Linked DNA regions of Homo sapiens: region 1 is linked to region 2. A link is a contact called in ENCODE Hi-C or POLR2A ChIA-PET data. All regions are on one chromosome and are shown on one strand. Each heading gives the region's core, a stretch centred on a gene start or an enhancer-like site at or near the end of the contact. The rest is flanking DNA. Distances are from core to core; before and after follow the strand shown.

The links. Hi-C counts contacts between places; a loop is a spot of excess contacts on that map. ChIA-PET counts read pairs that join two places held with the same protein, here RNA polymerase II (POLR2A). Pooled maps may share reads with other maps.
Region 1: a map of Calu3 shows a loop between it and region 2 (8-fold over the local background). The contact joins two enhancer-like sites. A Hi-C loop is called at or near these places in 10 of 168 maps with a recorded cell type or tissue (Caco-2, Calu3, PC-3 and 7 more) and 7 of 50 pooled maps. POLR2A ChIA-PET finds 5 or more read pairs at or near these places in 6 of 52 experiments (BJ, HepG2, MCF 10A and 3 more).

Annotation. Positions count from the first base shown.
Region 1 is chr16:72,876,190-72,879,298 of GRCh38, forward strand. All of the region lies in intron 4 of ZFHX3 (zinc finger homeobox 3), which reads right to left. It overlaps LOC124903715 (a long non-coding RNA gene), which reads left to right. Exons shown (of 2, transcript XR_007065111.1): 2 at 1-451. Among named protein-coding and RNA genes, the nearest start is that of ZFHX3, 170 kb to the right of the region's middle. RefSeq lists enhancers at 855-2,054, 2,069-2,570. Within about 2 kb of position 1,367, at least 19 of the 41 ENCODE cell types and tissues checked have a DNase peak (open chromatin) inside an H3K27ac peak, as active enhancers do; they include ascending aorta, where a contact is called at or near this core.
Region 2 is chr16:72,831,115-72,834,027 of GRCh38, forward strand. All of the region lies in intron 4 of ZFHX3 (zinc finger homeobox 3), which reads right to left. Among named protein-coding and RNA genes, the nearest start is that of ZFHX3-AS1, 170 kb to the left of the region's middle. RefSeq lists an enhancer at 2,004-2,173. Within about 2 kb of position 1,602, at least 3 of the 41 ENCODE cell types and tissues checked have a DNase peak (open chromatin) inside an H3K27ac peak, as active enhancers do; they include ascending aorta, where a contact is called at or near this core.

The sequences.
Region 1 (3,109 bases), core at 117-2,616, 45 kb after region 2:
TCAAATATTTCATTGAGATGGTAGGGGTGGAAGAATCTTATAGAAGCAAATTTTACTGTTCTCTGTAAATTCAGACTTCTTCAGCCACAGATGGCTCAGGGATCCAGTCTCGCTTGAGAAACATGATGGAATAAGCCCACAGTCAGAGCTTCTTCTCATTCAGTTTCATGAAAGCTCTGAGCTCCCACAAGTGTCTGCTGGAACTGGACAGGAAGCTTGCAAGATGCTGGCTACGATTCAGCGCAGTCACCGCCTTCCCCAGTCGGCCCACCATCCCCAGCCATCCAACCACTTCCTCCCCACGAGGCATCGCCCGTTGGAAAGTTTTATTAACCAAATGCTTGAGGGTTTCTGTATATTTATATTACCTCCTCTTCTCTCCTGTTCTACCCAGGCATGTTGAAAAAAAAAAAAGTTATGATATACTTTAATAAAAACAAAATTAAAATGATTAAACCTTTCATATCCTTTAGAGATAATCTCTCTTCTCCTGGCTGGTCCAATCTGGAAGAAAACAAATGTGAACCATAGCTTGCTGCTGCTTTTCAATTTTTTTCCCCCCTAAAGAAACAAACAGAAAAAGCCGCCTGTGGCCAGATTTTTAAAATAAATTAAATTTGTCCTCACACACGGCAGCCAGGTGTGGTTGAAACATTCTTTCCAGATATCTATGATATATGCCAACATCCTTCCCTCTGGGGGTCTTTCAACGTGAGCCTGACAATCCCAAGGGGAACAGAGACTTGGCGGGGGAGAAAGGGGGGTGATTCCAAAATAGTTATTGAAAAAGAATCACTATTTCCCAATTAGCCCTGTAATAATGCCTTACAGGAATGACTGGATGCCCTGCCCCTGCACGCCATCTACCAAAACCAAAAAATAGTCTACATTCCTGATTAAAGCAAAGCTCAGAGAAAACAGCCCGGTATGGCACAAATCTCCCCGGTCTTATGTGTTCTGAGGAAGTCTTCAGATCCGCCCAGGGTCTGGGCACAGGTCCGCAGGGAATCAAATGGCTGCAGAATTCGATCAGGCCTGTCTGTCCAAGGCCAGCTAGATATGGAAATCAGAAGTAGGTCATCAGCCCTCAAGAATCGGATAATGACCTCTGGACTCGCAGCGCTGGGGCCACCAAGAGAACAAAGGTGTTAAGGCACTGTGTAGGTTTTTCTGTTGTTGTTGTTGGTGTTGTTGTTACAATATCTAATAGTGAGATCAAATTCTTATTGTGGAAATAAACATCACGGTCTTCTGTATGAAGATGGTCTGCGGAAAGTGACCACGCATCAGAGTGTCCAGCGTAGGAGGAGAATCTCAGTTTGCCTTAGTCATCATAGCACACACCCTGAGCACAGTAAGTTTCTCATTCTTCGTGTCTGGTGTTTATGTTGTAGTAGAGACGACTCGTCCTCAAGTTAAAAGGACAAAAGTCTTTCCTGTGTTTCATACTTGGGCGGTGAGTCACTAGGAAAGGATTTGGTTTTTAGAAAAAAAACTTCTGATCCCTGGGCTAAAACAGAGAGCCCCAAAGAGCTATGTTGATCCCAGACAAGCACGTGCGTGGATTCTTCAAAGTTCAGGTCAACTCAGGCCCCTCCTCCTTGCAGTCAGCCCTGTACTCAAGGTTGCTGGAGACATGGCGCCTCTATTTCCTGCCCAAAGAAGCCCCCTTAACTGGGGGCCACGGGTTGAGTGGTGAAGGAGGCAACTCACACCTGAATTATAGTGGGCTTGTAAACCTGAACAGGGCAAGTCACAACTTTGGGAGGCTGAGGCAGGAGGATCACTTGAGGCCAGGAGTTCAAGAACAGCCCTGACAACATAGTGAGACCCTGTCTACAAATGAAAAAACTAGCCAGGTGTGGTGGTGCATGCCTGTGCTACTTGGAAGACTGAGGCAGGAGGATCACTTGAGCCCAGGAGATGGAGGCTACAGTGAGCCATGATTGTGCCACTGCACTCCAGCCTGTGTAAAGACCCTGTCTCTACAAAAAAAGAAAACAAAAACAAAAACAAAAAAACAAAAAAAACTCACCTACCAAAAGTCCAGCTGACATCTACTACAAAATTCCCATTATTGCCATAAAAACATGTGGGCTGGGTTCAAGGCTGCATAGCAGATGGCCAGGCTACATCCTCATCACACACGCACTTCACTGGTGCCAGTGCCGGTGACAGGCTAGAAGCCACTCCAGTGAGGACCCCTGCCAGGGCCAATCAGATCAGGGCTGCCCTCCCCATGCTGTGGGGCTTCTCAATGCTTCTGAAATGGACTCACACAAGGAAGTCACAAAGGGCTTTGGACATTAGGAAAACCATGCAAACTGTTTCCACTTCTCAGAGCAACCCGAGGCACGCGCTCTGGAGTGTGCAGAGTCACAGATAACTGCTGCTGCTTTGCTCACCGCAGTCTTAGGATTTCTTCATTTCTATCCTGGAGAGAATCCAGCAATGGATCACACTGTTATCTAGACACAAAGAATCCCACCCCTGGGGCAAAGTGCTACTTGTCCCGTGGATGAGTTTGTCAGCCTGCAGCAAGGAGGCCAGACGCAGTGGGAAGAGCACAGCCCTGGGCCCTGGGCCTCTGTACCAAGTCCCTACTCTGCTGCTGTCTACAGCAGCCCTGTCCTCAGGAACCTTCTCCAGGGAAGGAAATGGCTTCTGTCTGCACATCCAATACAGCAGCCACTAGCCACATGGCACTGAGACAGATGGGCCGCTGCAATGGGAACCTAGCGACATGAGACATCCAAGATTGCCAGGAAGGGTCCGAGTTCGCCTCTGCTTTATGCTCGTGCAGGACAGGAACGGCCCTGTGGAGGCTGCCCTCGAGGCTCACATCACAGGCTCAATCTGGGAAAGACCAGCCATGGGAAGCAGGATGTGACTTGCCCTGGAAGCGCAAGTGAAGGACGGGCTCCGAATGAAAGCTACACAAGGTAACAATATACACACTGGGATCTTTATATTATGTCCAGCCTGGAGTATATAACACAGGGTAAGGAAAAACCAAGGAATTAAAAGTCCTTCAGGTACTTCGAGCAACTGAAATCCTTTGGATGGAAGTCCAGTCAATCAGCTGGCCCCCTATTGAATTCTATACCCT
Region 2 (2,913 bases), core at 352-2,851:
CATGCCTTCTGACTGTCTAGAAAACAGCCTCTAAATGTATCTCACGAAGGAAGTAACAGGAGTACAAAGTAAATTGGTCTCAAAGGGTTTCTAAAACACTGAGGAAGAAGATGTCTATTTAGAATCAGATTGTCTTGACTCAAGAGATGATGGAGGTCCAAGGTCTGGAAAACTGAACTAGTGTCACGGAACGTTCTTTCTTCCTTACCACCAAGAGGGAGTTTATGAGGCAGTCACTGGGAATACAGGTGAAATACGGTACTGTTTATTTTCATCTCCAACTCAGGATTCCACATATAATTTCTCTGTCTCCTTCTTTGTCTCACTGCACAATAAAGTCAACATCAAGTTTCCCTACCCTACCCTTAGTTCAAACAGAGAAAAATCAGGCAACCACAGCTTGAAGTCAATCAGATATAGAGCCCCACATTGACACCATACATCATTTAGTAGAGTAAACATGTATAGGTGTCAGTAGAGTAATAACAAATTACACAGCGTGACACAGGAACTATCTTCATTATGTCCAGGTGGGACGTTCTGTGCACATTTTTAGGATTTCAATAAAATTGTTCAACACTATAATGATAAAATTCATCTTTGAATGGTGATACCAGCGTGCGGTCAATGAATATTATTGCATTCGGTCTACCCAGATGAGCTAGGTCCCTTAAAGGACCCTTATTTGTCCCAATACATGCTGTGATACAAAATATCTGTAGTGTTGATACATTTATGCCTATTGTTCCATTATTGGAACACTAAGCTTGTAGGAGTTATTTATATCCTACTGCCCAAGGTCATCGCCAAGGTCTGATTTTTCACACACAAAAAATTTGCAATCTCCAGCATAAATGGGATAATCAAATTTGATTAGGCAAAGAGATGGCTCAATGGCCTCTCATCTCTAGTGCATACATATGACCACCTTAGATGAAGACAGTCTGATACCTACAAACTACAGAACACCCTGAGATGGTGATGTGCAGTGTCTGAAGGTGCTGCTCAGCAGACATGGGAAGGGATTTACCCACTGGGGGGCCATCTCCAAGCCAGCACATTATACAGCCTGCAGCTATCACAGCAGAGCACTAAAAACTCACAGTCACCCAACACTGACCCCAATTCTTTGAGCCTTACCAAACAAATCTGTTGAGAAACTAGAGACTGTAATGTATAAGCAGATCATTGATGCATCAAGCATGGAAACTGCATGTTGCTTTGTGAATATTCCTGGAGCTCTCATTCTGTGAGCCCACTTGGGCTTTTGCTTTCTTCCCTCCCTGCCCTACTGCAAGCAGAAAATGAAGGCAGCTGAGTTCCGATGAGAGGATCAACGAAAGAGGTTATTTCAAGAACTTATTTTGCTTATCTCTTTTTTTAAAAAGATTTACAAATCAAGTCCTCTTCTTGAGTTCCTAGGTTTAATATTATCATTTGTGATTCATTCACTAAAAGGCTGTTCTATGCGTGGTAGAAGAAGAAATGATTACGAAAATCCTGGATAAGCCAGCTCCCTTTCAAGGGGATCAGTGTCCTCAGTCCCCCACCCCCACCTAAAAAGCAGGTCCCATTCAGCCCAGCCAGCTCATCCCTGCAGTTCCATCCAGGACCTACAGGTGTCGCCCTCCGCATGGCGAGGCCCGGAAGGGCAGCTGGCTGCAGGAGGCAGAGGAGTCTGGACCGCCTAACCTGAGCATGTGGAAATAATATATGTCTTCAAGTGAACTGTCTGGTCCTGGAGAAATAAAATAGGACATTCATAAGCAGTTACACCATCTGTCTTTATACCATCATCATCAACAGCAAGAGGAAAAATAGCTCTTTAAAATGGATGAAAGCCCAGGCTGACAGTAACCGGAAAACTGTGAGCTCTGAATACCAATAAAGGTAGAGAAATGATTAAAAAACAGAGATGCAAACTGAAAATTTGTCTGGACAGCTCAGGCCCACGATGCTTTGCAGGCAGGGTGTGTTTTATTGGTTCCGAAAGCATAAAGCAAGCTGCTTACCAAGAGCCAGGCCTGGGGAAGGGCTTGGTCTCCCGGCCCTGGAAACACGTGGGAACCAGGGGCAAAATAGCATCCCGCTTTGAAACAGAGATCTGCGTCCACACGCTAAGCTCCTAGGGCTGTTATCTAGCCCTTGTTCTCTTTAGGAATGTAGATTTGATACACACGTGCTGGAGAATGGAGGGGAGGTTTTTTGCTTTTCCCCCCACAGATCATGGATTGCATTCCCCCCTCTTCTGCGAAGTCACTGGTAACTGGCTGGGTCATTATTACAGAGGCTGCAGATTTTTTTCCCCTATAATATTAGCTACTGACAGATGGTGGGAACAAGTGAAGACCTGATGGACTGATGATCGGTTTTATCTGGAAAATCCTGTCTTTCCTACAGAAAAAGAGACCAAGACACATAACAGCCACTGTGCCATTTTTAAGGCTGAAACAGACAAATCAAAACCATCTTCTCCTTCAAGCATTTAATGGTATTTCCAATCCCAACCAGAGCACACCAGGAATGCTTTCCCAAGGGCGTGGCCAGGACCTGGGAGAGAAGGTCATCCCCACTCCCCTAGTCCCGCCCTGGTTCTGGGCAGGAGGTAGCAGGCCCAATGCCTCCCAGACAGCTCTGTGTTTTAGAAGACACCAGAGAAGGTGTCTCTAAAACCCATACGGAAGCCCACAGTAGCCTCAAACTGGAGCACCCCCTCCTGTGTGTGTTTTCATGTTAAAGAGTTAGGGAAATAAAAGCAAATACTGGAAAACTGCAGTGTCTTCCTAGGGTCCCTTCTGCCTTTCATTTCCATGTTCAACAGTGACTGAAGGCCTTTAAAAAACCTCTTTGGCTGGGCATGGTGGCTCATGTCTGTAAATCCCAGCACTTTGAGAGGCCGAGGTAGGTGGATTG